3 separate regions of the Homo sapiens genome follow, and regions 1 and 2 are each linked to region 3. The links are chromatin loops, found by intact Hi-C in ENCODE. Cell type or tissue: MCF 10A. All regions are shown on one strand. Links, peaks and the distances in the headings refer to the core of each region. The heading gives the core; the rest is flanking DNA.

What was found. Hi-C counts contacts between places; a loop is a spot of excess contacts. Peaks named below come from ENCODE experiments on the same cell type or tissue, not always from the same donor. Only the 100,000 strongest peaks of a DNase experiment are listed, where the experiment ranks them.
Region 1: a loop joins it to region 3, with 7 times the contacts of the local background. A loop is called at or near these places in 3 of 110 quality-filtered maps.
Region 2: a loop joins it to region 3, with 9 times the contacts of the local background. A loop is called at or near these places in 9 of 110 quality-filtered maps.

Annotation. Positions count from the first base shown.
Region 1 is chr20:47,312,929-47,322,902 of GRCh38, forward strand. All of the region lies in intron 2 of ZMYND8 (zinc finger MYND-type containing 8), which reads right to left. LOC100131496 (a long non-coding RNA gene) reads left to right here and starts at 5,574. Exons shown (of 1, transcript NR_024594.1): 1 at 5,574-7,826. RefSeq lists enhancers at 3,559-4,476, 3,812-5,011, 4,477-5,394, 5,395-6,311, 6,312-7,230 and 1 more. In MCF 10A, for the core only: no CTCF peak of the experiment used is centred there; DNase peaks (open chromatin) are centred at 2,953, 4,593, 5,503, 5,923 and 1 weaker place.
Region 2 is chr20:47,270,284-47,280,257 of GRCh38, forward strand. ZMYND8 (zinc finger MYND-type containing 8) reads right to left here. Exons shown (of 23, transcript NM_001281775.3): 11 at 6,031-6,512. Among named protein-coding and RNA genes, the nearest start is that of ZMYND8, 81 kb to the right of the region's middle. RefSeq lists enhancers at 5,561-6,061, 6,062-6,562. In MCF 10A, for the core only: a CTCF peak has its summit at 2,706 (motif pointing right); DNase peaks (open chromatin) are centred at 2,738 and 4,348.
Region 3 is chr20:47,460,892-47,470,865 of GRCh38, forward strand. No RefSeq gene overlaps it. Among named protein-coding and RNA genes, the nearest start is that of NCOA3, 36 kb to the right of the region's middle. RefSeq lists a silencer at 3,574-3,868 and an enhancer at 7,787-7,946. In MCF 10A, for the core only: no CTCF peak of the experiment used is centred there; DNase peaks (open chromatin) are centred at 2,790, 3,700 and 4,140.

The sequences.
Region 1 (9,974 bases), core at 626-8,625, 150 kb before region 3:
ACCCAACAATCTCCTCTAGAAACACATTCTACAAACATAGTGGAAAAGGAGCAAAGGCAAGATGACTGCACTGCAGCACTGTGGGCTGTACCCAAAGCACTTGAAACAAACGTCTGCAAACAGAGGACTGCTCTAAGAATACATTACAGTCACATGGCCGGACACAGTGTTCACACCTGTAATCCCAGCACTTTGAGAGGCCGAGGGGGAAGGATTGCTTGAGCCCAGGAGTTTGAGGGTATTGTGAACTATGATCACGTCGGAGCCTGGGTGAAAAGGAGAGACACTGTCTCTGAAAAAAAAAAAAAAAAATTTAATTATAAAAATTTTTAAGTTCTTTAAAAAGATCTAAAAACACCTGGGCAACATGGTGAAACCCCGCATCTACAAAAAATATAAAAATTAGGCTGGAGGCCGGGCGCAGTGGCTCACGCCTGTAATCCCAGCACTTTGGGAGGCCAAGGCGGGCGGATTACAAAGTCAGGAGATCGAGACCATCCTGGCTAACATGGTGAAACCCCGTCTCTACCAAAAATACAAAAAATTAGCCGGGCGTGGTGGCGGGCGCCTGTAGTCCCAGCTACTCGGGAGGCTGAGGCAGGAGAATGGCGTGAACCTGGGAGGCGGAGCTTGCAGTGAGCCAAGATCGCACCACTGCACTCCAACCTGGGCAACAGAGGGGTGAGACTCCATCTCAAAAAAATAATAATAATAATAATTAGGCTGGGGACGGTGGCTCACACCTGTAATCTCAGCACTTTGGGAGGCCGAGGCAAGCGAATCATCTGAGGTCAGGAGTTCGAGACCAGACTGGCCAACATGGTGAAACCTCATCTCTACTAAAAATACAAAAAACTAGCTGGGTGTGGTGGCACGTGCCTATAGTCCCAGCTACTTGGGAGGCTGAGGCAGGAGAATCGATTGAGCCCAGGAGGCAGGGGTTGCAGTGAGCTGAGATCGCACGACTGCACTCCAGCCTGGGCAACAGAGCAAGACTCCGTCTCAAAAAAATTAATAATAAATAAAGTGTATCTAGCACCATTAATGGACCAATATTCCTCCCAAAAAAAGATTTAATATACACATCAATGTTTGCATAAACCTAGAATATTCCTGGATGAACACAAAAGTACAACAAAGCTCGACTTGGGGACTACTGGTTGCCTTGGGAGGGGTGCCTGCAGGGAGTCCAGGGAAGGGGAGTCCAGGGAAGGATTATTTTCCACTCTATACCCTTGTGTACTTATTTATCATGTGACTGGATGACGTTACGAAAATAAAGAAAATTGGCCAGGTGCGGTGGCTCACGCCTGTAATCCCAGCACCTTGGGAGGCTGAGGTTAGCAGATCGCTTGAGGTCAGGAGTTCGAGACCAGACTGGCCAAGATGGTAAAATCCTGTCTCTACTAAAAATACAAAAATCAGCCAGGTGTGGTGGTACGCTCCAGTAGTCCCAACTACTAGGGAGGCTGAAGCGGGAGAATCACTTGGCGCCAGGAGGCAGAGGTTGCAGTGAGCCAAGATTGCACCACTGCACTCCAGCCTGGGCGAAAGAGAGAGACTCCATCTTTAAAAACAAAACAAAACAAAAAGAATGCAAATTATCAGGCCCCACCCCAGATCTACAGAATCAGAAACTCTGGGGTAGGGCCCAGCAATCTGTTTTAATAAGTCCTCCCGAAGACTGGGAGGTACACTAGTTTGAGGAACGCTAGGGTATGTGTATGTGTTTAGGAGATGGGGTCTGAGTTCTCAACTCTACACAATCCTGTTCCACACTGGCGAGCCAGAGCCAATGGCCTCTACTTCCAGACATTATTTGAGGGGTTGGTTCAGGACTCAGGATAGAAGCTAAGCAAGGGAGTCAGGCTGGAGAATGAGGCTAAACAGGAAACAACCCCAGGCAAGTCTCCACCTCTCAGGGCCTCAGGGCCTCACCTGCAAAATGGGAAGAGCCGGGAGAAAGGGACTAGACTAGAAGTTCTTGTTTAAAGACCAGACAGTGCTCCAGGGACCCTTGAACAGGCCATCACTGTATACAGGAGTGCAATTTCTAGGGACATGGAGTCATAGCTTCCTTCACCTTTGCAAAGGTGTCCTCAGCTCCAATGATTAAAAACTTCAGGGCCCCCAGAGGATGTTAAAAGTCCCTCTTCAACATTACTTAATTTAATGAGAAAGTGGGAAAAAAAATCACTAGACAGTAATATACTTGTAAGCGATTTAGAGTTGGCAAGGGACTATCACCCAAGCCCACCAGGAAACAAAGGGGGAAACTGAGGTTCTGCTCAGCAAGAGGTAGGGGGAGGTGGGTCCTAGCCCAAGCATGCCCACACCTGAGAGTATTCCAAACCTTCTAGTTTCAGCAAAACATAAAAACCCCAATTCTGTTTGCTGTTACAAACACCAATTCCCCCTGGAGTTGATGAGAGTTCAGTGACTGTATCCAAGGGGTCGAAATTTGATAGGTTCCAAACAACAGACACATCAGTCAACAGCAGGAGATTTCAATGAAGGGTTGTAGGGAGAAGAATTAGGAAATGCCTGCTGGATTCGGTATCCTTCGGAGGGATGAGACAGCAGGGGGGCATTATTACTTAAATGCCCCCCACTCCAGTGGGGGCTGGGCCTCTGGTGATGATGGACTGGTGGGTGTACACCTGACTGTAGCCGTGGTACCCAGGCTCCATAAGGACCCTTTCCAGAAAGCTGAGTCAATTTTTTCTTCTTTAATGATTTAATTCTGACAAGGATGTATTGCCCAGTGCATTTCATCTATAAACTTTGAACAATGACAAACAGCCACTGTCGACTGAACCACTGGTTCACCCTGGATCTGAAAGACTTTTCTGCTGCCTTTTCTGAGGGAGTAGGACCTGTGACCCCGCCCGGCTGGCTCACTCACAACCCTCTGCCTCTCACCCATCCCCCAAAAATGAGTGGTTCTGAATGAGTTAACGTGGGTGAGGGAGGAATGCAGCCTTATGGAGAGGACAGAGCAGTGACTCAGGAAAACAGCTTGGCATGGAGCGGAAAGCAGCAGAATTTTCCTCTCCTTGTGACATTTTGCTGAAATTGTAACAATATGGGAAGGTCTACTGGGTATTAAGAACCAGGCATGAGGCCGGGCACGGTGGCTCACGCCTGTAATCCCAGCACTTTGGGAGGCCAAGGTGGGCAGATCACAAGGTCAGGAGTTCGAGACCAGCCTGACCAACATGGTGAAACCCCGTCTCTACTAAAAATACAAAAATTAGCTGAATGTGATGGTGAGCACCTATAATCCCAGCTACTCAGGAGGCTGAGGCAGGAAAATTGCTTGAACCCAGGAGGCGGAGGTTGCAGTAAGCCGAGATCATGCCATTGTACTCCAGCCTGGGCAACAGAACGAGACTTTGTCTCAAAAAAAAAAAAAAAAGGAACCAAGCATATGAGGAGATCCTTCCCAAGCCTGTGATCCACCAGAAATCATCCTGGAGCTCAGCACTTCCTGGATGTCTTTTGATTTAAGGGGCATCTTAATTCAAGATAACACAGGCTCATAGCTTTCCTGAGCCAAGAGTATGAAGAGCTAAGAGTTTCGGCCAGGTGTGGTGGCTCACACCCATAATCCCAGCACTTTGGGAGGCCGAGGCAGGCAGATTGCCTGAGGTCAGGAGTTCAAAACCAGTCTGGCCAACATGGTGAAACCCCATCTCTACTAAAAATACAAAAAAATTAGCCAGGAGTGGTGGTGTGCGCCTGTAATCCCAGCTACTTGGGAGGCTGAGGCAGGAAAATTGCTTGAACCAGGGAGGTGGAGGTTGTGGTGAGCCAAGATCGCACCACTGCACTCCAGCCTGGGTGACAGAGCAAGACTCGCTCTCAAAAAAAAAAAAAAAGAAAGAAAGCTAAGAGTTTCTTTTATTATATGTGATATTCTAGGCAATGTTCAAAATGCATTTCCTGTAGTCCCCACTAAGTCACCTGCCTGAGATCACAAAGCTACCAAGGAGCAGTGCTGGGATTTGAACCCAGGCAGTGAGGCTCCGAGGGCCAGAGCAGTACTGGGATTTCAACCCAGGCAGTGGGACTCCGAGGGCCAGCTTCTAATCTCTGTACCACATGGCCTTGTACCAGGAGGGCCTCATCCTCAGCCCTGTAGCAAGAGGACTCCCTAATTTAGGGTCTATGATTTAAGAGCACACTCTCATTTTGCCTTTTTTCCCCTAAACTGCAGATGGAAGTATAGGGACAGAGAAGGTCCAACAAACAGTTTCAGGAACTGGGAAAAGGTGGAAAGTCGTGTCATTCACTGATGACACCGTTCTCTCAAAGGCAGTCCCCAGAAAGCACATTCACCTCCCAATTTCCAAACAGTGGCATCAGTCCCTGAAATAGGCTGGGGGCTCCAGGGCCAACTCACCTCCCCTTTTCCAGCCTCCATCAAGGCTAGGCCTCCCCAGCAGGCCACATCAGGTACCCGCCCTCCACCCCACTCCTGCCCCCACATCCGGTGCCTGAGTCACAGCACATGCCGTTCTCCAGGGGCTAGGAAATGACACACCATTACAGGGAATTGTCTCCTCCCTCAAGGGAAAGGGCCGCAGCTGAAAGGCCGGGAGCTTCTTGTGTTTTTGTGGGTGTTTAATTTCCTTAATGATGTCGACAGCAAGCCTGCTGGGGCCTGAACGAAAAGAGAAGCTTGGTCCACAGGCTGAGACAGGCATGACAGGCCACAGGAGTAGGGCAACCAACCATGTGCTTAGCTGGGTCCCGGGCAAACCAGGACACATAGGTCAAGGCATATGCTCTCATGGGCCAGGTTGCAAACGACAGAGAGGCAGGATGCCACAGTGGTGGGGAATCAGCTTTCTGGCGTCAAAATGCATGCAGAACCTGGCTGTGCTCTCCCCTGCAGTGTGACCGTAAAAAGGCAACTTAACCTCTCTGTGCCTCAGAGAGTTTACCACTTTACAAGTGGTACCTTGTAAAGTTATCGAAGAAGTCAATGAGTTAATTCACGTAAAGCTCTTAGTATAATACCTGGCAAATAGTAAGCACCTATTCAATGGTAACTAATGGGTAACTGTATTTTTTTTAACCAATCACTCTTCCTCCTTTTCTTGCTTCTCTTCCACCTCCTCCCCGACTACCGCCCCCCACTCCAAAAACACAGCTTGCTTTCTGGAAGGAGCATGTTAAATCAATTCCACAAGTTCAAAGCTATGGAAAACACCGGCCTGTGTAGACTGGAGACCAGAATCAGCCCAGGACAGGATTTCTGCATTTCAATCAGACTGAAAATGCCAGGTTTCCCCCAGTAACTGTGAAGGCAGGGTCAGAAGCAGAGGCCTGCTCTACAGCCCTTTTCGTAATCACCAGTCCTCCCCTTGGCCTACTTCAAACATGACCACACACTGCTGCTCCCCCAGAAGCAGCAAAGCAGAGCATGGTTAATCACTTCAAAGCGTTTCCCAAAGACACAGAGCAGGTACCCAAACAGGCCTCCCTTCCCCAGGAATATTTGGGGCCCTCCCCAACCAGTAATTACATCATAAAGAGACAAAAGTCCGGAATTTCCTCCTGGCAGAGCATAGAAGTAAGAAATCAGGAGCAAAGGTTGGGGGTGGGGAGGAAGCAAAATTGTCCTCGCAGCAGAGAATGCCTAAGCCAGGAGGAACTTGTAAATGAAAACCGCTCGCATTAGCAAATGATTATTTCCTCCAACGCTGACCGTCTCTTAGACCCACAGAAACTCGAGGACCGGTCTGCACCCTGGCTGACTTGGGCCTGCCAGAGCTGCCGGGCTGAGCCCTCTCCTCCAGAGGACTGCACTGGCCTGAACTGTGCTTATAAAGAATCTCTGCAAATCAACAGGAACTTCTCATCCAGAGCCGGGATAGGGAGGGCTGGAATGGAAATGAGGCTGTGGAATGAAAGGTCACTCTCAACTTGGGGAAAATGGCATTTCACCAGGAACATCAAGTACCTCGGAGGCAGAACATGCGAGGGGCAGGGAACGCCAAGAGGAGGCACTTACCTGCCATTGAGAAAGTGCGGCTGCTCAGAGGGCCTAGCCTCTCTTGTTCAAAAGAGAACAGAGGCTCACCCACAGCAGACATTCCTGCTTCCGGATCCTCAGCGGCCTCTCCCAGGGGGAGGAGGAAGAAGCAAAGAGAACAGGCTAAGAGTCACCACTTACCAGGCCAGCCCCGGTCTTGTACGCATTAGGTCGCCCGGCGGGGCAAGGACACTGTCACCTCTTTGCAATCAGGCAGTCTGAAACCCAGCGACTTGCCTTCATGTCCCCGGGCTTTCGCCTATAATTTATCACCCTCAACAGCAGCTCGGCTGAGCTGAAAGTCTCCGGTGCAGTGCACCGAAGAGCCATTGATTTCGTGGGATTGTGAATAAATACGAGGAACTGCAGTTGTTCTGCTGGCCGAGGTGACAATATCAGAAGGGAGCCTGGGGGGAGGGAAACAGCTGTGGTTTGCATTTTGAAGTTGTTTTTAACATTTTTAGTAATTGTTTCAGATTCTCCAGTTCTGATGCCCCTCTCCTAGAAATGAGAAAACCCATCTTTTATACTTGAGGTATAATCCTTTCCCACTAGACACAGCCTCCTCCACCCTTCTCTCAATAATGCAGAAGTGGTGATTAAAGGGCACATTCATATGTAAAAGGCGAACTTCCAAACTCGCCTGGCAGGACAGAAATTGCTTCAATCTACAGAAAAGAGGCTGATTTACAATTGAATTCAGTGTTTAGCCCTCAACAACTAGAGGCAATAGCAACCGCGGCCCTTTCTCCTCCCCAGCTGGGATGAGGCCCTCTGGAAAAACGACAACATCGCAACAGGAATTTCCTGGATCAAGAATGCCAAGTTCTTTCCAATTTTACTGAGGCAGGATCCGACTCCCTGTGAGAACGCACTGCCCACCACCCACCCACCCCCTCAGCAGGCCCAGGCCCCAAAGGCTCCCTCCAACATGTGTACATGAGGCCCTTCAAACTCGACCGGAACACCACAAAGAATGTGGAGAAACCGGTTGCCTCTGGCCTTTACATTGTGGCTGGCTGAGGAGCTGGTTCTGGTGGCTGACACCCGTTGGCACTATTTATCCAGCCCCTGCCTGGCTTGGGTTCTGGAAATCTCCGGTGGTAGTGGCTTCCAAACTGCAATGGGGAATCGCGGCGTCAGAGGGCAATTCAGAAACAAAAAGACAGTTCTGTGCTGGCAGCATTTGAAGCACAGAAGTGGGTTGGGAGAAGCAAAGGGAAATTAGCTTCAGAAAGGGGGCAGATGAAGGAAGAGGCGCCACTGCTAACCAACCAAGGTCCCCATCTGCCCTGGATGGTATCTCTAAAAGCCACCTAAAGAAGGCAAAATTCTCTACTGAAACGCCAGGTACGAAGGGACAGGCCCTCCACAGTCACCTTGTCACATTCCTTTGGGGAGCGAAGAGTTCAGACCCAACATGTCACCCAAATTACCCTGGCCAGCCACCACGTAAAGATGCTGCGGCTGTGCATGGTGGCTCACGCCTGTAATCCCAACACGTTGGGAGGCCAAGGCGGGCGGATCACCTGAGGTCAGGAGTTCGAGACCAGCCTGGCCAACATGGCGAAATCCTGTCTCTATTAAAAATACAAAAATTAGCCGGGTGTGGTGGCACACACCTGTGGTACCAGCTACTCCTACTGGGGAAGCTGAGGCAGGAGAATCGCTTGACCCCAGGAGGCTGGAGTGCAGTGAGTCGAGATCACGCCATTGCACTCCAGCCGGGGTGACAGAGCAAGATGCCATCTCAAAAATAAATAAATAAAGATGCTTAACATCACTCAGATAGTAGTGGGGTGATTCTAAGAACATGTCCTATTGTCTACAGGGCTCATGGGTGCACAGAAGGATAGACGGGGTAGCCACTGCAACAGGGCTTTGTAGAAAAGTCAGACAGGAACCAACATTGATGCCCATATGTGAAACATCATGATGCAGCCATAAAATGGAATAAAGATGGAATCCCGTCTGCATAGACGGGCATGGTCCAAAATCCAAGTGAAAGGAGACCAGAAATAGAACCAGGGTAAAAGTTTGTTCTCTGAGGCTTCTGGGTTTGCAGAGACATGGAGGAACACCCAGGAAACCCAGTAAACGCTGGACTCCTCTGAATTATTTCTGATCATGTTTACATATTTAACGAAGGTATTTATTAATGGCTTTGGGGAAACTGGGTGATAATGACAATATTTATGGAACACTCACTGCATCCTGGGCACTGCCCAGCCAGGGATCACGTCTGTATCCCTTGTACCCGGCATACAGCAGGAGCTCAGTACACGCCCCCATCATCAAACAAACACTTTTACGGGGCTCAGGTGTTTAGAAGAGTGGAAAGCAGTATCAGCACACCCAGGGGACATCTGGCAATGTCTGGGGACATTTTTGGTTGTCACAACTGGGCAGGAAAAGGAGTTGCGACAGGCATCTACTGGGTAGAGGTGAGGGATGTTGCTAAACATTCTACAATGCACAGGACAGCCCTAAGACAAAGAATGATCAGGCCCAAAGTCCACAGTGCCAAGGCTGAGAAATCCTGGTAGAAAGAAACTTCAGTGAGCTACCAGGCAGGTCTCACCATGTGTAAACACACCACCCACAGAGGTGCATGTATTCATTAAGAAGGAAAATGATTCCTGATGTTTCACCTGGTGGCCCTGACTTCAGACTTCAAAGAAAATAATGGGACCAGTCAGTCAACAAATAGTCACTAGGCAACAACTAGATATCTGGGCTATCAGGAAAACTGTCCCAGGAAGGCCTCTGCCCTGATGGAAGGACAGCTAGAAACACAGTTGTAACAGCTACCTTTTATTGAGCAGTTACTATCTGGGAGGCATTGTTAGAAATACAAATATCGATTTATTTAAAACTCGCCGCCCTTTTTTTTTTTTTTTTTTTTTTGAAACAGAGTCTCACTCTGTCACCTAGGCTGGAGTGCAGTGGCACAATCTGGGCTCATTGCAACCTCAGCCTCCCAGGCTCAGGAGATCCTCCTGTCTCAGCCTCCCAAGTAGCTAGGACTACAGGCACAGGCCACCATGCCTGGCTAATTTTTGTATTTTTTGTAGAGAAGGGGTCTCGCCATGTTGCCCAGACTGGTCTCAAACTCCAGGGCTCAAGCAATCCCTCTGCCTCAGCCGCCCAAAGTGCTGGGATTACAGATGTGACCCACCTCACCCAGCCTCCCTGTTTCATTGATAAGGTAATGAAAGCCCAGAGAAAACCAGGCCCATGGTAAAGCGGCTATTAAGTACAGAATGATTGAGAAACTGATTACAGATGGACAAACCACTGAACAGGAAAAATATCAGGAGTTTGTGAACACACCTAGCAGGTGTGAGGATAGACAGGGAAATATTCCTCTATTTCCTTTGCAGAAGGGTTTCATGTGGTTCACAGCTATTGTTTACTGAGAAGCTACAAACTGTCCCAAGAATCCCAAGAGGTTGGGATGGCATTTCTTTTTTTTTTTTTTTTTTTTCAGCACAGAATCTCACTCTGTCTCCAGGCTGGAGTGCAGTGGCGCGATCTTGGCTCACTGCGACCTCCGCCTCCTGGGTTCAAGTGATTCCCCTGCCTCAGTCTCCCAAGTAGCTGGGACTACAGGCACGTACCACCACACCCATTTTCACTATGTTGGCCAGGATGGTCTCGATCTCCTGACCTCGTGATCCACCTGCCTCGGCCTCCCAAAGTGCTGGGATTACAGGCGTGAGCCACCACACCCAGCCAGGATGGTATTTCTGTACCCATTTTATAGGTGAGGCTCAGAGAGGCAAAGTCATTTATATGCTTCAAGACAAGCAGATCGACACAGCACGCCCCACCTCCATCACGGTTGAGTTCCACTCTAAAGCCCTTCACTGTACAGGTCAACTGTCTCTCCTAGGCTTGTGAGTGCCACCTGGTAATTCTCCATCACAAA
Region 2 (9,974 bases), core at 901-8,900, 190 kb before region 3:
AATCGCTTGAACCCAGGTGGTAGAGTTTACAGTGAGCCAAGATCGCACCATTGCACCCCAGCCTGGAAGACAAGAGTGAAACTCCATCTCAAAAAAAAAAAAAAAAAAAGTTTTTTTAATGTATAAAAATAAAAAATTAAAAAAGAATACAAGGTTAAGCTTTAAAAAAATAAATTCTACAGTCTACACCAGACATTGCAAACAGGTGATCCATGAACCAAGGAGTCCACAGGTGCATTTAATGTGATGTAGCTTTTATTTAGTTAAAAATGTGAGCCAGTACATAAAAGTTGATAGCTGGGTGTGGTGGTATGTGCCTGTAGCCCCAGCTACTCAGGAGGCTAAGGCGGGAGGATCGCTTAAGCCCAAGAGTCTGAGACCAGCCTGGGCAACATAGTGAGGACCCTGTCTCTGAAAAAAAAAAAAAAAAAAAAAAGAAAGAAAGAAAAAGAAAAAGCTGGAGTAGTTCCCATTTTTTTTAATTTGAGGGTTCTCTTGAAAAAACAGAAATCGGCCGGGTGCAGTGTCTCACGCCTGTAATCCCAGCACTTTGGGAGGCAGAGGCGGGCAGATCACGAGGTCAGGAGATCGAGACCATCCTGGCTAACATGGTAAAACCCTGTCTCTACTAAAAATACAAAAAATTAGCCGGGCGTGGCGGCAGGCACCTGTAGTCCCAGCTACTCGGGAGGCTGAGGCAGGAGAATGGCGTGAACCCAGGAGGCGGAGCTTGCAGTGAGCCGAGATCGCACCACTGTACTCCAGCCTGGACGACAGAGTGAGACTCCGTCTAAAAAGAAAAAAAAAAGAAAGAAAAACCAGAAATCTCTCAATACAGAGCCCATACTCCTATGTGGCAAGAACCAGCAGGAGGAAAAGGTCCCTGGTCTCTTTCAGAAAGGCACAACTCTCTAGCTCAGCGTCTTGGGAGCTCATGACCTATTAGCCGTGTGTAACACTTATGGGTAACATGGGTGTGTAAAACTTACCCAAGAGCTACTGACTCTTCTGACACATGGTGCATGCTAGCATTTGCCCTATTGTATTTCCTTATGAAAGAGCTGCTTATCATTGTAGCACTAAAGTAGCCCCAAGCTGCTGTAGTACCTCTAGCATGCACTATGTATCAGAAAAGTCCGCACCCCTTGGGTTAAGTGTTATACACCCATATGCACACAAAAGCACACGATGTGTAACAGGTATGGAAAGAAACGTATGTCTGCTTTCATTCATCCCAGTCTCTACCTACCACTCCCCAACCTCACTCACTGCCATATCTGCCTGATCCCTGTATTTGAGCTTTCAGCTTAACAGTAGGACTTATAACCACATATAAAAAGCGCTGGAAACACAATCTAAGGACTGGCTGTGAGAGGTGAGATTCTCAGTGACTTTATTTCATTGACTGATCGATTGAGATGGAGTCTCGCTCTGTCTCCCAGGCTGGAGTACAGTGGCGTGATCTCAAGCTCACTGCAACCTCCACCTCCCGGGTTCAAGTGATTCTCCTGCCTCAGCCTCCTGTGTAGTTGGGACTGCAGGCGTGTGCCACCACGCCTGGCTAAGTTTTTGTATTTTTAGTAGAGACGGGGTTTCGCCATGTTGGCCAGGCTGGTCTCAAACTCCTGACCTCAAGTGATCCGCCCACCTCGGCCTCCCAAAGTGCTGGAATTACAGGCATGAGCCACTGCACCCAGCCATCAGTGACTTTAAATTCTGTAATAAAGAACTAATTTATGACAAAAACATATTGATTTCACAATTATAAAAAAAGGGGGGGGGGAGTAATATGAAACCTCTTTTTTTTTCTTTGAGACAGAGTCTCACTCTGTTGCCCAGGCTGGAGTGCAGTGGTGCGATCTCGGCTCACTGCAAGCTCTGCCTCCCGGATTCAAGCAATTCTCTTGCCTCAGCCTCCCAAGTAGCTGGGATTACAGGCACATGCCACCACGCCCAGCTAATTTTTTGTATTTTTAGTAGAGACGGGGTTTCACCGTGTTAGCCAGGATGGTCTCAATCTCCTGACCTCGTGATCCGCTTGTCTCGACCTCCCAAAGTGCTGGGATTACAGACGTGAACCACCGCACCCGGACCCTCTTTCCTTTCTTAAATGGTAACTCACAGTGTAGCTACCAGACCAAAGGACCATTAGCCCAGAGGGTGGTGAATGTCAGGCCCCCCGACTCTGACCCTAATACATATTAATAACTTACATCGAGATCGCGCAAACAAATACCGGTGAAGGTAACCATTCTGGCCAGGAGGTCTATATAAAGGGGAAACTACAAAAATCACTCAGAATATTAACCACTTAGGCCACCTAGCTAGCAAGATTATAGGACACTGTGAGTTAAAGACTTCTGGCTGAGCAAAGTGCTTCTTAGAAAGCTAAATATCCAGTTCTAAGGATTATAGGCACACAGCTCTGAGTTCTCCAATCTTCTAAACAAAAACAAGATTTCTACACTGTTGTACAAGTTTTATGCAATAACATTTCAATCTGTAGTTTTATGTTACTGGTTACAAAACTTTCACTGGTGAGGCTACTATATTATTTTCTATTCTATGACATGGCAATTATTTTACACGATTTTGGGTGAACTACTGTCTTATCTCAATTATATTATCCTGACTGTGGAAGCATTTTAATACAAATTTCCCATCTCCCTCCACTAAATGCTATTATCACTGCTAACAGCAGATGGCAGTAGGGTGCAGAGAAAGGAAACAGGTATGGATGCAGAATCTGGCTGTGGGGACTTTCACACCTCCCTTACACTCTGCATGGCTCTCAATTTGCCTTCTGTAAAATGACTCAGTTTCTTCTAATCCTCTTAGTCTGTAATAGTGGTTGGCAAACTATAGCTCAAGGGTCAAATTGGGCATATCACCTGTTCCTGAGGGGCCTGCAAGCGAAGAAAGGTATTTTAACATTTTTTTAATGGTTGGGGGGAAAAGAATTAATAGCTCATGAAACATGCAACTTATATGAAATTTAAATTCCAGTGTCTGGACACCTCGGGAGACTGAGGCGGGTGGATTACCTGAGGTCAGGAGTTTCAGACCAGCCTGGCCAACATGGTGAAACCCTGTCTCTACTAAAAATACAAAGAACATCTGGGCATGGTAGCGCATGCCTGTAATTCCAGCTACTCAGGAGGCTGAGGTGGGAGGATTACTTGAACCCAGGAGGTGGAGGTTGCAGTGAGCCGAGATCGTGGCACTGCGCTCTAGCCTGGGCAACAGAGCAAGACTTCATCTCAAAAAATATAAAAATTTAAATAAGTAAATAAATTCCGGTGTCCATTAAAAAAGTCTTAACTGTCTACGGCTGCTCTATTTTCTTCTATCTAGCTAGCTGTTTATTGAGCTAGGGTCTCACTCTATTGTCCAGGCTGGAGTGCAGTGGCACAATCACAGGTCATTGTGGCCTCAAACTCCTAGGCTTAATTGATCCTCCCAGCTCAGCCTCCTCAGTAGCTGGGACTACAGCAGCTTGTGGCTACGTTACTGCAACAATGACTAAATAGTTGCAGAGTTGGAAAAAAGACCCAAAAAGCCTAAAATACATACTATCTAGCCCCTGACAGAAAAGGGGGCAATTTGTAAGAGTAAAATAATTTTCAATATCACTCTCTCTTCCTACACTACACATTGGCTAATTCATGATTAGTAAAATGACCTAAGCACATACCAGCAAGGAGATTATATTTTAGGAAAGGGACTTTAAAGTCTACTCAAATGGGGGATTCAACTAACTTCTCACCTAAAAAGCACTCAAAGAATGAGGTATATTTTTCCAGGAAGTCTGATGTCATTTATCTTTCTCCTTTTGTACCTCCCAAGGGAAGACAGAAGCTAAATTAAACACATTATCCCTGTTCTTATATTCCTATAAAACTGAATTTTTTGAAATGTGGTGCAGGAGAACCAATGGTCATATATATGCCATGTTTCATTTTACTAGTTATGTATTAATTTCACATATATTAGGAAAAGCCACAACAAGCAATTTAAACACACGAGCCTATACATTGTGTTTAGCTTAGGACAAAGCTGCATTACAATTTTCATATTTAAGTATGTAATAAAATACGGCAGAAAACCATGGCAATGAAAGTTCAGGCAACACTAATTCACAAAGTCGCTGCCAAGGTTAAAATTTTAAACATTTCCTGAAAAGCATGCTCTTTATGGGAATTAATGTGCCGAAGGATTGTGTAATTAAGTACCATGTTTTGTGAACTTGGCTTAAATGGAACCGTGTCATGAAACAAAGTAAGCTTTTAAGGACTCTGGTCAGAAACAAGGGGGTAAAAAGGAAGACTTTTCTGAAACTGTGTCAACACAAATTATGTCAATTCCAAAACAAAGCTCTATGACTCAACCATGAGTGTCTAGGACCACACAGCTATGAATCAGAACTAGAGAAAGATATAGACTGCAGCCTTTATTTTACAGAACCAAAAGCCACAGGCTCTCTCTACCCCTCCTACCACCATCTGGGGAGCAGCTAGAAGCAGTTCTTGAAAATAACCCAAGGAAAAGAAAAAAGAAAAAAAATTTCCCAAGAAACAACACAAGCAAAGTCAGTAGAATTATTTGAGTTCACAACTAAATCCTCATTATTTTAACTCTTGGGGACATTCATGGTATCCTGAAGAACTGATGCTTGCTCCTTAAAGAATTCCTGTGTGAAGGGAGTGAGGGAGAGAGGGAGGGAGAGAGAGAGAGACCAAGGAAGGAAGCGAGTGTGAAAGGCTGTCCAAGGCTTTAGGCCAGAAGCCTAAAGCTGGTACTCCAACCTGCTTTATTCATTCTAGAAAATCTTCCAAGACATCTTAAACTGACATTTAATAATTGGAGATTTTACTTAAAAACCTGACATTTAAGAATTGGAGGTTTTACTTAAAAACTCAGACTTTGGGCCAGGCCCAGTGGCTCACACCTGTAATCCCAGCACTTTGGGAGCCCAAGGCGGGTGGATCACTTGAAGTCAGGAGTTCGAGACCAGCCAGGCCAACATGGTGAAACCCTGTCTCTACTAAAAATACAAAAATTAGCTGGACATAGTAGTGCGCGCACCTGTAATCCCAGCTACTCGGGAGGCTGAGGAACGACAATCACTTGAACCCAGGAGGTGGAGGTTGCAGTGAGCTGAGATGGTGCCACTGCACTCCAGTCTGGGTGACAGAGCGAGACTATGTCTCCAAAAAAAAAAAAAAACACAACACAACTATTAAAGGATATGACCTTTAAGGGAATGGGATCACACTGGGAAGACAGAGTACTATTATTGTTTTTTACCTTTTTTTGTTTTTGTTTTTTGAGACAGGGTCTCACAAGGGGTCACACTTTGCCCAGGCTGGAATACAACAGCGCAATCATAGCTCACTGCAGCCTCAACCTCCCAGGCTCCGGCAATCCTCCCACCTCAACTATAGTCCCAGAGTAGCTAGGACTATAGACACACGCCACCACGACCAGCTAATTTTTGTATTTTTGGTAGAGACAAGGTTTTTGCCATGTTGCCCAGGTTGGTCTGGAACTCCCAAGCTAAAGCAATCTGACTGCCTTGCCCTCCCAAAGTGCTGGGACTACAGGCATGAGCCACGGCGCCTGGTCAAGTATTATTTTTTATCATATGTGTTTCTCTAAGATTTGCACTGTTTAATATGAATGTAGGGTTTTGACAGAAAAATACAATTTCAACTAAAACAAAATTATTTGTGTTATGGAAAGTCAATAATCCAAAATGCAGCGACATCTGAACAGAACTCCACAAGATTTCTGGCCATCTCCATCTACTTCTAGGTATAACCTCCAGGTGGCCTTTTGGGGACACTTTTCTCATTTCTGGGTTACTAGCAGCAAGAACTCCACTGGTGACTTCTTGAAAATCTGCTCTGTGGCCCCCTACAGTTCCCCACGATTGCTTGATGCTCACCTGCTTGGGCCCACCAAGTGTGCACCCATGGGAAACCCCCGTGTCCAAGGGGCCTCCTCCCCGCTCCCCCGCACGGAGCTGACCTGTGCTCTTATCCAGGAAGTCCATGGACTCCTCGCTCGCACTGAAGTGGCTCGACGTGGCCTTCTTCTCAGCATCCTGCTCCACGTCGGAGCCCGTGTGCACAGAAGAGTTTGTGCTCATGGGGGAGCGCGGCATATCCGACAAGGAAATCCGGCGGCCTGTGCCCCCACTCAGCACAGGCTTGCTCATCAGGATCTTGGGGGATGCCGTCATGTCAAAGTTGAGCTTGACCTTCTCCTGCTTGTCTATCTTGGCAGTGCCGGCGCTGGGGTTGGTGGGATCGAGCAGCATTTGATACTGGCTGTTGGGTGTGTAGGGTGTCCTAAATGGAGAGTAATTAAAAACCCCAAACTTCCTGCGGATGTTCTCCACGTAAACCTCCATCTCTTGCATGGCACTGTTGAAGATGCTCTTAGTCTTTTTCACAGAAAAAGGAATTTCTTTAGACATGAGGTAGCAATTATTTATTGGAACCCAGGCCCTAGAAGGGCAAAAGATAAAGAGAGTTTAAGTCAACTTCAGTAATTTCCAAGATTGCTTTTTTCTTGATGTGAACCAAATTAGCCAAGCATGTTTGCCAAGATTCTTATTCTATTAAAAAAAAAAAAAAAAAAACTTGGTTTGAAGGATTAATTAATGATCCATTTAACAAGCATGTTCTACCATAACAGAACATGAACAACAAAACTTCGGCGAAAACATTTAAAAGTGCAACAGACTTAGTCATTGTGAGCCACTAAAGAAACAATCCTCTTTGGTTTTCTCTTAGTAGAGAAAAATAAATCAGCCACTGCATCTGACAACACCTCTGAAAAGAGACTTATTCCTCAGGTTACACTCAGACATAAAAAGCTTCCTTTTCCCATTGCCATTTGAAATAGGAACAGAAGGAAACTTTGGAATACTGCATCCCTAAAAGGAGGTACATGTTTTTGAATGTAAGATAATTCACACAGAAAATCACTGAAAAAGGAGCCCATTCGCCTCCAGGCGTGCACTTTCCACCTCCCATCCCAGGCCAGTTCCATCTTCCTAACATCCATATCCCACATTCCAATTTTGCTCTGCAAAGACCCATGACAGCATGTTTTTGCAGAACAAACAATGCCAGCAGCAGCTTTTCTGGAACCAGAGCCAGTGGCCCCCGGGGGAGGTGCAAACACCACAACCGCTGCTGCGGGTGACCACGCAGCTGATACAGGGACATCCCAGAAATAACTTGGCTACCATGTATGATCTGCTGGCCTCAACCCAGTTTCTGGCTGGAAAAACTGGCGAGAATAAGCTTTCCAAGGAAGGCTTTTGTGGGGGATTTTTTGTTTGTTTAATTAATTCATTTTATTTATTTATTTATTTATTTATTTATTTATTTATTTGAGACAGTCTCGCTCTATTGCCCAGGCTAGAGCACAGTGGCATGATCTCAGCTCACTGCAACCTCCGTCTCCTGGGTTCAAGCAATTCTCCTGCCTCAGCTTCCCAAGTAGCCAGAACTGCAGGTGTGTGCCACCACGCCCAGCTAATTTTTGTATTTTTAGTAGAGACGGTGTTTCACTATATGTTAGCCAGGCTGGTCTTGAACTCTTGACCTCGTGATCCACCCACCTCAGCCTCCCAAAGTGCTGGGATTATAGGTGTTAGCCACCGTGCCCAGTCTTTTTTGCTTGTTTTTTTAAGAGACAAGGTTTCCCTCTGTCACCCAAGCCAGAGAGCAGAAGTATGATCAAGGCTCACTACAGCCTCAAACTCCTGGACTCAAGGAATCCTCCCAGATCAGCCTCCCAAGTAGTGGAAGTACAGGCACGCGCCACAACACACCCAGATAATTTTTTAACTTTTGTATACTTTTGTAGAGATGGGGTCTCGCTACATTACCCAGGATGGTCTTGAACTCCTGAACTCAAGCAATCCTTCCACCTTGGCCTCCCCAAGAGCTGGGATTATAGGTGTGAGCCGCTGCACCCAACCTCCAAGGTGGCCTTTTAGATTTCACAGACCACAAACTGAAGCCCGGTAGAAAGCAGTGGGGAGCAAAGGGGACTTTGCAGAAGCAGAAAACTCACGTCTGGTGGAAAGGGAGAAAGCAGTATCTACTCAGTTGCTATCCAAAGCAACCATGTAGGAATCTGGACCCAACACTGCCACGTTTTCCAATATTTTAAAGAGAAGAAGACAAAATAGACTTCTTATGTTACATTTTACCCCCATTTCAACAGTTGGCATCTAAGAGAAAACAACCCAGGAGAAATAAAGCACATCCCTGGGACCGAATTCACAATACAGGCGGATTGTTTGCAAGTCTCGGTGACACCAGATCGTAACACAAACTAAAACTAAACACCCCAAAAATATCGATCTGCTCTATCAGAGGGCTGGAAATCACCAGCTTCTCATCCATTCTGACTGCTGTCTTTCTCCTGAGACCTGAAGAACCATATCTCCACCAAGAGGGGCAGAGCAGAACAGAAGCCAGATGCTCTCAAGGTAAGAGTTTGCCTCACGGTGAGATTCTGCGTTCAAAGTGAGCGGGCACAGATCAGGACTACTAGACAGGACAGATCTGAGAAGGCATCAGGGTCTCCAGTGCTGTCCTAGGGCAAATGACTCCCCCTTCCTGAGCTAGCCTCAGCTCTGTCACCGAGAAAAAGGAGAGTGAGTCCTTCTCTGGAGAATCAAGAGGCAGGGCCACCAGGAGCTTATCACCAGTTGGTCCTGGTATCATAACCTCGCCCCCCTGACCTGCTCCACACCCACCTCACCCACACACTTCTGTCCGGTATCTAAGGCGCTCACTGTTCCCTTCCCCCAACTATTTTCCATGAAATTGCTTGGCAGGGAAGGAAAAGAGTCTCTTTTCTTTCAAACAAGTCCAAGGCTGGGCATGGTGACTCACACCTATAATCCCAGCACTTGGGGAGGCAGAGGCAGGAGGATCACGTGAGGTCAGGAGCTTGAGACCAGTCTGGCCAACACGGTGAAACCCCATCTCTACTAAAAATGGAAAAATTAGCCGGATGTGGTGGCACGCCCCTGTAATACCAGCTACTCAGGAGGCAGAGGTGGGAGAATTGCTTGAATGAGCCACTGCACTCCAGCCTGGGCAACAAAGCGAGACCCCGCCTCAAATAAATAAATAAATAAAACAAGCCTGGGTGACAGAGCAAGACCCCCCTCTTAAATAAATAAATAAATAATAAAACAAGCCCAGGAAGTATTTCAAGCGAAATTAGATTTGCTTGACAAAATAGAGTCTCTGCGGGGGACAATATCTAGTTTCACATTATCTCACATCTAACCCCACGGTGGCTTCTCCCTAGCTATGTGACCCTAGGCACTCTCTGACCTTAAGTTTTCTTATTGATAAAATAGACATAAAAGCAGCTTCTACAAAAAAGCACTTAAAACACTGCCCAGTACATAAAAGGCAATTGGTTGGTGTCCGCTTTTTTTTTTTTTTAACTCTGCAGGCATTTAATAAAATATTTCCTATATTTTTACATAACTGTGCATCTATAAAACAAAACCAGGCCAGGCACAGTGGCTTACGCCTGTAATCCCAGCACTCTGGGAGGCCAAGGCAGATGGATCGGTTGAATCCAGGAGTTCAAGACCAGCCTGGGCAACATGGCAAAACCCCATCTCTACTGAAAATACAAAAAATTAGTTGGGCGTAGTGGCACATGCCTGTAGACCCAGCTACTTGGGAGGCTGAGGCAGGAGAATGGCTGAATCCGGGAAGAGAAGGCTGCAATGAGCCGAGAGCTCGCCACTGCACACACCAGCCTAGGTGACAAACCAAGACTCTGCTCCAAAAAAAAAAAAAAAAAAAGAATGGTGGTCAGAGACTCCCTGCCCAAAGCCTACTAAAACATCCCAAGACCTCCAAAGTTGTTTCTCTACCACTGTGGAAGGTCCTGAACAACTCCCTCCAGGGGATCCCCTC
Region 3 (9,974 bases), core at 638-8,637:
CTGCCTCCTCCACTCCTCAACCACTTGAATCTCTCTATGCCCTGCCTTAGCCACCTATGAAATGGGAATAATTACAGCAAGGCCAACTCTTCTTCTTTTTTGGAGACGGAGTCTCACTCTTTCACCCAGCCTGGAGTGCAGTGGTGCGATTTCAGCTCACTGCAACCTCCGCCTCCTGGGTTCAAGTAATTCTCCTGCCTCAGCCTCCGGAGTAGCCGGCTAATTTTTTTGTATTTTTAGTAGAGACGGGGTTTCACCTTGTTGCCCAGGCTGATTTCAAACTCCTGAGCTCAGGCTAACCGCCTGTCTTGGCCAAGTCTTCTTAATGTCTGTTCAGCATCTCTTCTCCCTGTCTTCCTTTTGTCACTGGAACCCCCCCATAGGATGCCCTAACACACAGATTTTGGTATGAGTGTGTTCGGCCCCATCTAACTGAGGATGCATCGGAGAGGTCAGATGTGCACATTCACTGTGAAGGGACAGCCTTGAACGTGGACCCACACAGGGGTGATTACTGGTGATGAAAACTCCCTTGAGTTTTACTGAGTTGCATTGCCAGAAGTGACATGATTGTCTAAAGTAGTGAACAAGTTTTGGTAATGTTCCAAACAAAAGAAAGTACAGGCTTCCTTTAATTTATACAGAAGTGACCTTTGTGGAAAATTCAATAATATTGTCTTAAGTCTGTTTTTTGTTGCTTATAACAGAAATAACATAATACATAAAACTTGGTAATTTATAAATAAAAGGAATTATTACTTTTTTAATTTTTAATTTATGTGGGTACATAGTAGGTACATATATGAGGAATTATTTCTTACAATTATGGAGGCTAAGTCCCAGGCTCGAGGGGCTGCATCTGATGAGTGCCTTCTTGCTGTTGGGGACTCTTTGCAGAGACCCAAAGAAGCACAGGGCATCCCATGAAGAGGGGCCTGAGCAGCTACCTGAGGTCTCTCTTCTTCTTCTTCTAAAGCCACAAGTCCCACTCTATGACAACTCATTAATCCATTTACCCATTAACTCATTAATCTATTAATTCATGAATGGATGAATCCATTCATGAGAGCTTTCATGACCCAATCACTTCTGTTTTTTGTTTTTCTGTTTTTTTTTTTTTTCTTTTTGAGACAGAGTCTTACTCTGTCACCCAGGCTGGAGTGTAGTGGCACGATCTCGGTTCACTGCAACCTCCGGCCTCCTTGGTTCAAGCAATTCTTCTGACTCAGCCTCCCCAGTAGCTGGGATTACAGGCATGCATCATCATACCTGGCTAATTTTTGTATTTTTAGTAGAGATGAGGGTTTCACCATGTTGGCCAGGCTGGTCTTGAACTGACCTCAGGTGATCTGCCCGCCTCGGCCTCCTAAAGTGCTGGGATTACAGGTATGAGCCACTGGGCCAAGCCCAATCACTTCTTAAAGGCTGAACCTCTCAGTACTGCCACATTGGGTATTAAGTTTCAACATGAATTTTCAAGGGGACAGTCAAACCATAGCAGATAGAAGTGTGCAAAAAAACGCAATCAGACCAGGTGCGATGGCTCACGTCTATAATCCCAGCACTTTGGGAGGCTGGTGGGTGGATAACCTGAGGTCATGAGTTCAAGACCAACCTGGACAACACGGCAAAACCCCGTCTCTACTAAAAATACAAAAACTAGCCAGGTGTGGTGGCGCCTGCCTGTAGTCCCAGCTACTCAGGAGGCAGAGGCGGGAGAATCACTTGAACCAGGAGGCGGAGTTTGCAGTTAGCTGAAATCATGCCACTGCCTGGGCGACACAGCGAGACTGTCACAAAAAACAAAGAAACAAACAAACAAATGCCTTTTTTAGGAATGAGGAAGACACAGAGAGTTCATACATGTGCCCAAGGCCACATTAAGCTCCTAACTGCTATAAACTAGCTGCCTAAATAGAAAGAATGTTCTAGAAGGACAGAGCAGAAAGGCTCAGAGTGGTTACCTCTGAAGAAGGGTGAAGGAAAGGGTACAAGGAGAAGGCTGGGTGTGGTGGATCATGCTCATAATCCTAGCACCTTGGGAGGCTGAGGCAGGCAGATCGCTTGAGGCCAGGAGTTTGAGACCATCCTGGGCAACACAGCAAGACTCTCTAAAAAATAAATAAATGCTAGCCAGGCGTGGTGGCGCATGCCTGTAATCCCAGCTACTCAGGAGGCTGAGTCAGGAGAATTGCTTGAACCCAGGAGGCGGAGGTTGCAGTGAGCCGAGATTGCACCATTGCACTCCCGCCTAGGCAACAAGAGCGAAACTCCGTCTCAAAAAATAAAAAATAAAAATAAATAAATAAATAAATACAACTTAAAAATAATATAGGTTAACTATAATACCTAATAAAGTTTGACATTTACCTACTGCTGACCCAGTAATTCCACTCTTGGATTAAGAGAAATGTGTGCCCATGTCCATAAAAATACTTGTTCCAGGCCAGGTGTGGTGGCTCATGCCTGTAATCCTAGCACTTTGGGAGGCTGAGGAGGGCGGATCACCTGAGGAAAAAAATTAGCTGGGCGTGGTGGTGCGCGCCTGTAGTCCCAGCTACTCAGGAGGCTGAGGTAAGAGAATCGCTTGAACCCAGGAGGTGGAGGTTGCAGTGAGCTGAGATCTTGCCATTGCACTCCAGCCTGGGCAACAGGGCAAGATTCCATCTCAAAAAAAAAGAAAAAAAAATTTGTTCCAGAATGTTCATAGAAGCTTGTTTCATAATAGTCCAAACTGGAAACAACCAAGTGCCCGACAACAAGAGGGTAAACAAATGATGGTATGGTCCCAAAATGGAATTCTACTCAACAACAGCCAGGAAAGAATTACTGGGGCATCCAGCGTGACTCAATCTGAAAAGCATTATTTGAGTGAAAGAAGCCAGATACATGAGTTCATGCCGGATGCAGTGGCTCACGCCTGTCATCCCAGCACTTTGGGAAGCTGAGGCAGGTGGATCATTTGAGGTCAGGGGTTTGAGACCAGCCTGGCCAACATGGTGAGACCATGTTCCTACAAAAAATAAAAAAATTAGCCAGGCGTGGTGGCGGACACCTGTAATCCCAGCTACTTGGGAGGCTGAGGCAGGAGAATCCCTTGAACAAGGGAGGCGGAGGTTGCAGTGAGCCAAGATCATGCCTCTGCACTCCAGCCTGGGTGACAGAGCGAGACTCTGTTTCAAAAAAGAAAAAAAAGAGTTCATTCTGTATGATTCCATTTATGTGGAGTCTAAGAATAGAGAAAACTAAGGGTGATAAAGGTCAGGATAGTGGTTATCTTGTTTTGGGAAGGGGCAAGAGGGAACTTTCTGGGGGATGGAAATGTTCTGTGTCCTAGGGGATGTTTGGCACTGTCTGGAGAGGTTTTTGATTGTCACAACTGGTGGTGGGGGTGCTACTGGCATTTAGTGGGTAGAGGCCAGAGATGCTGCTAAACTGAATCTTACAATGCACAGGATTACCCCAAAACAATTATCTGGCCGGAAATGTCAATCGGGCTGAGAGTGAGAAATTTTGGTATATGATTTAAATTGCTTAAACACGATCAAGGCATTTCTGCATCCTTGTGGGCATTTGCCATTACTACAGGCAATATTTGAGTGACGGAGACGGCTAGTTATCCTTAGGATATAGAGTTGTCATTGGAAAGCAGCCAGGGACAATATTTCCCAATCCCCTTTGCATCTGGGTACAGCCTGTGATTCATTCTGCAAATAGAATGTGAGCAAAAGCAATGTGTATTAGCTCTGCACAAAGCAGTTGAGAAACATGTGCGCCTTTTCCATTCTCCTTCCCCTGCCACCACTGGATGCAGACATCAACGATGAGGCCCCAGGGATGGAGGAAAGCTGTCAGTCAACTGGCAATGCAGCGCTAGAGGAGATAAACTTCTATTATGCAAGCCTCTGAAATGTGAGCGTTATTTGTTACAGTGGCTAGCGTTACTCTAATAGAGTATTCAACAAAAAAAATATAGTCTTTGAAGGGCAGGTCTCCCAAACTGATATATTAAGGGGCAGTTAATCTCACTTGTAAATTCTCTGAGAGCAGGGATCATGTGCTACACATTTTCTTAATCTTCGATAATGCTAAGTACCATGTTGAGCAAATGACATGTTTCTTTCTCTCTCCTTCCACCCCCGCCCCCAAAGTCCTATGACTTCCTGGGTTGGAAGAGAATGTAAGTGTTCTTTTGTAATCTTTCCAGGACACCATTAATGGAACCACAGAACACCAACTTTCACACTCTAATTCCATGTGTTTTGGAATAAGATTTACTTTGCCCCATGCTCCAGAGTTGGGTCCTGATTGGCTTACATCAATCAAAGTCTTTTCTTTACCCTGGCCTTCCCACTCTGTCACCCAGGTTGGAGTGGCACAATCTCGGCTCACTGCAACCTCTGCCTCCTAGGTTCAAGTGATTCTCCTGCTTCAGCCTCCTGAGTAGCTGGGATTACAGGCACATGCCACCACGCCAGGCTAATTTTTTGTATTTTTTTAGTAGAGACAGGCTTTCACCATGTTGGTCAGGCTGGTCTCAAACTCCTGACCTCAGTTGATCCGCCCGCCTTGGCCTCCCAAAGTGCTGGGACTATAGGCGTGAGCCACCACGCCCGGCCTCCCTGGTCTTCTTGTTAGGGTTCGCAGATGAACACATCACTGAGTGAGAGGCAATGAGATCCAAGGTTTTATCTGGGACTCCGGAAGGGAAGCAGTTTCTTCCCTTTCAAGAGAAAGCCCTGAGCATATGCTTTTCTCCTGTGTGGTGGTGTCGGTTTGGGAGGCTTCAGTTACTACAGTAACTTTGCCACCAAGAGAGCAACTCTTTCAAGTTGTCAAGGATCCATAGGTATAGATAGTTCTCAGGGGCTCAAATATTGTCAGAACCTAAATTCTTTCTCTGCCTCTCTTAGTGTGTTAGATATTCTCACTCGTGATGCCACGATAATGCCCACAATTTCAGACATTCAAGTCATAACAACACGTTTCTGTTAATGAGAAAAACCTTTCCCAGCGTGCAGCGGAGTTTTTTTCTTGTCTTATTGGCTAGAGGGCATCACGTGATAAGCCTAAACCAACCACTGACAAGTGGTCTGGATCACCGTGATTGGTTCATATGTATTCCTCAGGCTGGGGTTGGGACTGGGATCCATCTCCCTGGAAGCACATGGCCAGCAGGAGAGGGGTGGACATCTGGTCCCAACCAGAATTCTCATTTAAAAAGGAAGAAAAGTTTTTGAGTAGGCCAACAATAATGTCTGCTATGTATCCTGCCATTTGTGGTGGTATATTTATCAGTCAATTGCAAGTAACAAAAAACCAAAAAGAAAAAAGATGTTAGGGAGAAATGTATTGGCTGGCACAACTCAAAAGTTCAGAGTTTCCCAGCTTCAGGCATGGCTGGATCTGAGCAACAAGGTCATAATTATTTGGTCTCTGTTTTTATTGCTCATCTCCGCTTTATTCTCAGGCAGAATCTTACCGAGTGGTGGCTCCAGCAACTACAGACTTACTTCCTACCAAGTTAGCAATTCCAGAGGAATCTTTTAGGCAACTGTTGCAACAAAAGTTTAAGAACTGAGCCTCAAAGACTTGGCTTGGATCACAACCCCATTCTTGAACCAATCACTGTACCCAGAAGGAATGAAAAATTCTAACTGGTCAAACCATTTCTTTTTTTTTTTTTTTTTTTTTTTTTTGAGATAGGTCTTTTGCTCTGTTGCCCAGGCTGGAATACATAGCTCACTGTGGCCTCAAACTCTGGGTTCAAGTGATCCTCCCACCTCAGCTTCCCAAGTAGCTGAGATTAGTGGTGTGCACCACCACGTCTAACTAATTTTTTAAATTTTTTGTAGAAACAGGGCCTTTCTATGTTGGAAGAGGGTCAGGCGGGCGACTTGAGAAATCAAGCGCTCTGTTTTACCTGTGATTTGTGTTTCATATGCTGACATACTTCCGGGGTCTTGAGTTCCTTCTCCCGTGATTTTTCACTGGGGATGGGCTGTCTGCACGTGCAATGTGTTTATTGGAGTTGTGTACGTGCTCACTTGAGGCATTCTTCCCTTACCAGTTGAATGTCCCTAGACGGTCATCAGTTAAACTTTGCCATTTTGCCTCTTAATTCCCATGCTTGAGCCCATTTACCCAGTCCTGAGATCTTACTGGGAAGCTGCTGATCACCAGTTTCAGGTTGTTGTTTTTTTTCTGCTTATTGGGAGACTGCCTTTCCCTGGAGTCGGCTGAGACCAATCATTATTTTAGAGAGATAGTTAACAACCGCCTGAGCATCACCTGATGGTCACCTCTGGTCACCTGACATTCCTGGTGTGTGTGTGTTGTGGGGGAACTCTCTCTTGCTCTGTTCATGTCTGACTAGCTACCTACTGTAACAGCTGCACCACTGCATTCCAGCCTGGGTGACAGAGCGAGACGCTGTCTCAAAAAAAAAAAAAGGTGATTTGTGGCGATGGCAAAAATCTCAAAGGCGTTACATGAGTCACTGAAATTTGGGGAACTCTGATAGACCCAGGTTCTATCCTGGACTTTATTTGGCTGAACCAAACTGAACAAAAATTCCCTTGCATGAAAACTGGTGCTGGAGGAATATTTTCTTTGATTGATTGATTGAGGCAGGGTCTCACTGTCACCCAGGCTGGCATTGAGTGATGGAATCACGGCTCACTGCAGCCTCAACTTCCCGGCCTCAGGTGATCCTCCTGCCTCAGCCTCTCAAGTAGCTGGGACCATGGGCGCACACCCAGCTACCCAGCTAATTGATTTTTGTGGGGTTTTTTTTTTTTTTTTGAGATGGAGTCTCACTCTGTCACCCAGGCTAGAGTGCAATGGCTCGGTCTCGGCTCACTGCAACCTCCGCCTCCCAAGTTCAAGCAATTCTCCTGCCTCAGCCTCCCAAATAGCTGGGACTACAGGCACGTGCCACCACACCCAGCTAATGTTTGTATTTTTAGTAGAGATGGGGTTTCACTATGTTGGCCAGGCTGGTCTCAAACTCCTGACCTTGTGATCTGCCCACCTCAGCCTCCCAAAGTGCTGGGATTACAGGTGTGAGCCACTGCGTCTGGCCTATTTTTGTGCATTTTTTGTAGAGCCAGGATTTTGCCATGTTGCCCAGGCTGGTCTTGAACTTCTGGGCTCAAATGATCCTCCCGCCTTGGCCTCCCAAAGTGCTGGGGTTACAGGTATGAGCCACCATGTCCAGCTTGAGGAAATCTTTCCAAGGACTGCTGCCTTCAGGTGGAGCTTCAAGGTTCAAACGGTCTTTATTCATAGCCTTTTTAAATTTGGTGGGGGCTACATTTTTCAAATATATTTTCAAAGGCCTTCATTTGGGGAGAGGCCTTAAATGTGCCAACTGCCAGCTGCAAGAACCAAGTGGCCAGAACATCGAGGTTTTGAAGTCTCGCAAAACAGATGTGTAAAAGTCAACTGCACAGGCAGGACCTTAGAGTGGCACCCGGAACCCAAGGCCTTGAAAGATCCCAGCTTGTTTCTTTACAGAAAGCTTGGCTTTGTTGACCAGGCTGATAGAAACCGCGCCCAGCTGTAGAAAGGTTGCGTGTGTATATATGTGCGTGTTTCTGCTTCCTCTTTTTTTATCTCATACGATTACAAACACATAATCTCAAGGGTCTGCAGCACATGTCACCTTGGAGTTATTTTAGATTTACCCCCGGAACATCAAACGTTCATTCCAGAAGGGTTTGACAGGGCATAGAGAGTGCCGACTAAACCCAGAGGGGGCAAGTTCAAGCATGTTTTTCGCTACCCCAATTTGCATCAGTGCCTCCCCACCCCCCCAAAACACATGCCTCTTTTGCATTACTCAGTGAAAAGTGAAAACTGATAAAGAAAAGGCATGTTTTGTTAATTAAAAACATCTTTATTTAATAGCATGGCTGCTAAATCTGGTAAATAGCAGCATGCTGCTAGATCTGAATAATGGGGTCGTTTTTTTCTTTGACACAGGGTCTCACTCTGTCACTCAAACTGGAGTGCAGTGGTGCAGTCATGGCTCACTGCAGCCTGGAACTCCTGGGCTCAAGTGATCCTCCTGCCTCAGCCTCCTGAGTAGCTGAGACTACAGGCACGTGCAAGCATGCCCAGGTAATGGGGTCATTTTTGTTTCTTTTTCTTTCTTCTTATTTCAACCCTATTATCTGACCTTTTTTTTTCCCTTGCAAATATTCTTGTTCTGTCTCCTATGTCTGGAGATGGAAGATAAGGAAACCCATACTAGTCCTTTTGGGTTGCTCTGATCAAATAACAGAGCAACAGACAGAGAAAACAACAGAGGGAGGGAGGGCTTTCCCTCTTTCCCCCTCCCTCCCTCCCTCCCTCCCTCCCTTCCTTCCTTCCTTCCTTCCTTCCTTCCTTTTTTTCCTTCTTTTCTTTCTTTTCTTTCTTTTTTTAAGACGGAGTCTCGCTCTGTCGCCAGGCTGGAGTGCAGTGGCGTGATCTCAGCTCACTGCAACCTCCGCCCCTGCCCCAGGGTTCAAGTGATTCTCCTGCCTCAGCCTCCCAAGCAGCTGGGACTACAGGCGTGCGCCACCATGCCCAGCTAATTTTTGTATTTTTGTATTTTTTGTATATTTTGTATTTTGTAGAGACGGGGTTTCACCACGTTGGCCAGGATGGTCTTGATCTCTACCTCGTGATCTGCCCGCCTCGGCCTCCCAAAGTGCTGGGATTATAGGCATGAGCCACCATGCCCGGTCTTCTTTTCTTTCTTTCTCAATTTTATTAAGTGCATCCTATGGTACTATGCTGGGCATAATGGAAACCAAAACAGAAATAATGTCTACTCAGATGGAGTTTAATTTCTGGACAGGAGTAACAAACTGAAATGCATAACAGGAACCTAAGATGCACTGAATAGAGCTGGCTTGAGAAAGATAACCTGTAATCTTCACTGGCCTCAGTGTCTGGAAGGCATCAGGGAATAGTGGGTACCGTGGTAAACTGGAGAGCCCATGCTCCTTTCCAGATCCTCAGATCAGCCATCAGGAAAGTAGACCCTCTTTTCCCATACTTTTATATACATATTTCAAAAGAAGCCAGAAATTGACAGAAATTCAGATCTTTATGTGAAATCTACCAGTATTCAAATACTGACAACTCATTCAGATTATTTAAAATGCTTGTATGGGCCGGGCGCAGTGGCTAACGCTTATAATCCCAGCACTTTGGGAGGCCGAGGTGGGCGGATCACAAGGTCAGGAGATCAAGACCATCCTGGCTAACACGGTGAAACCCCGTCTCCACTAAAAATACAAAAAATTAGCCGGGTATGGTAGCAGGTGCCTGTAGTCCCAGCTACCCGGGGAGGCTGAGGCAGGAGAATCGCTTGAACCCGGGAGGTGGAGCTTGTAGTGCAGTGAGCTGAGATCGCGCCACTGCACTCCAGCCTGGACAACAGAGCGAGACTCCATTTCAGACAGACAAACAAACAAAACGCATGTATGGGCCAGGTGTGGTGGCTCACGCCTGTAATCCCAGCACTTTGGGAGGCCAAGGCAGGTAGATCATGAGGTCAGGAGATCGAGACCATCCTGGCTAACATGGTGAAACCCCATCTCTACTAAAAATACAAAAAATTAGCCTGGCATGGTGGCAGGCACCTGTAGTCCCAGCTACTAGGGACGCTGAGGCAGGAGAATGGTGTGAACCCAGGAGGCAGAGCTTGCAGTGAGCCAAGATCATGTCACTGCATTCCAGCCTGGGCGACAGAGCGAGACTCCGTCTCAAAAAAGAAAAAACAACAACCACCTTAGGTTCTATAGGTGATGTTATCTATAGAAGCAATTGGGAAAGTTACAAATCTTGTGACCTCTGGCCACATGACTCCCGAGCAGTAAAGGATTATAGAAACTGTGCCTATTTTATCAGAATTCAGTCCCCTCTCATCCTGCTAACCTTGTGGCCTTTCATTAGTTTTACAAAGCTGGTTTGGTTTT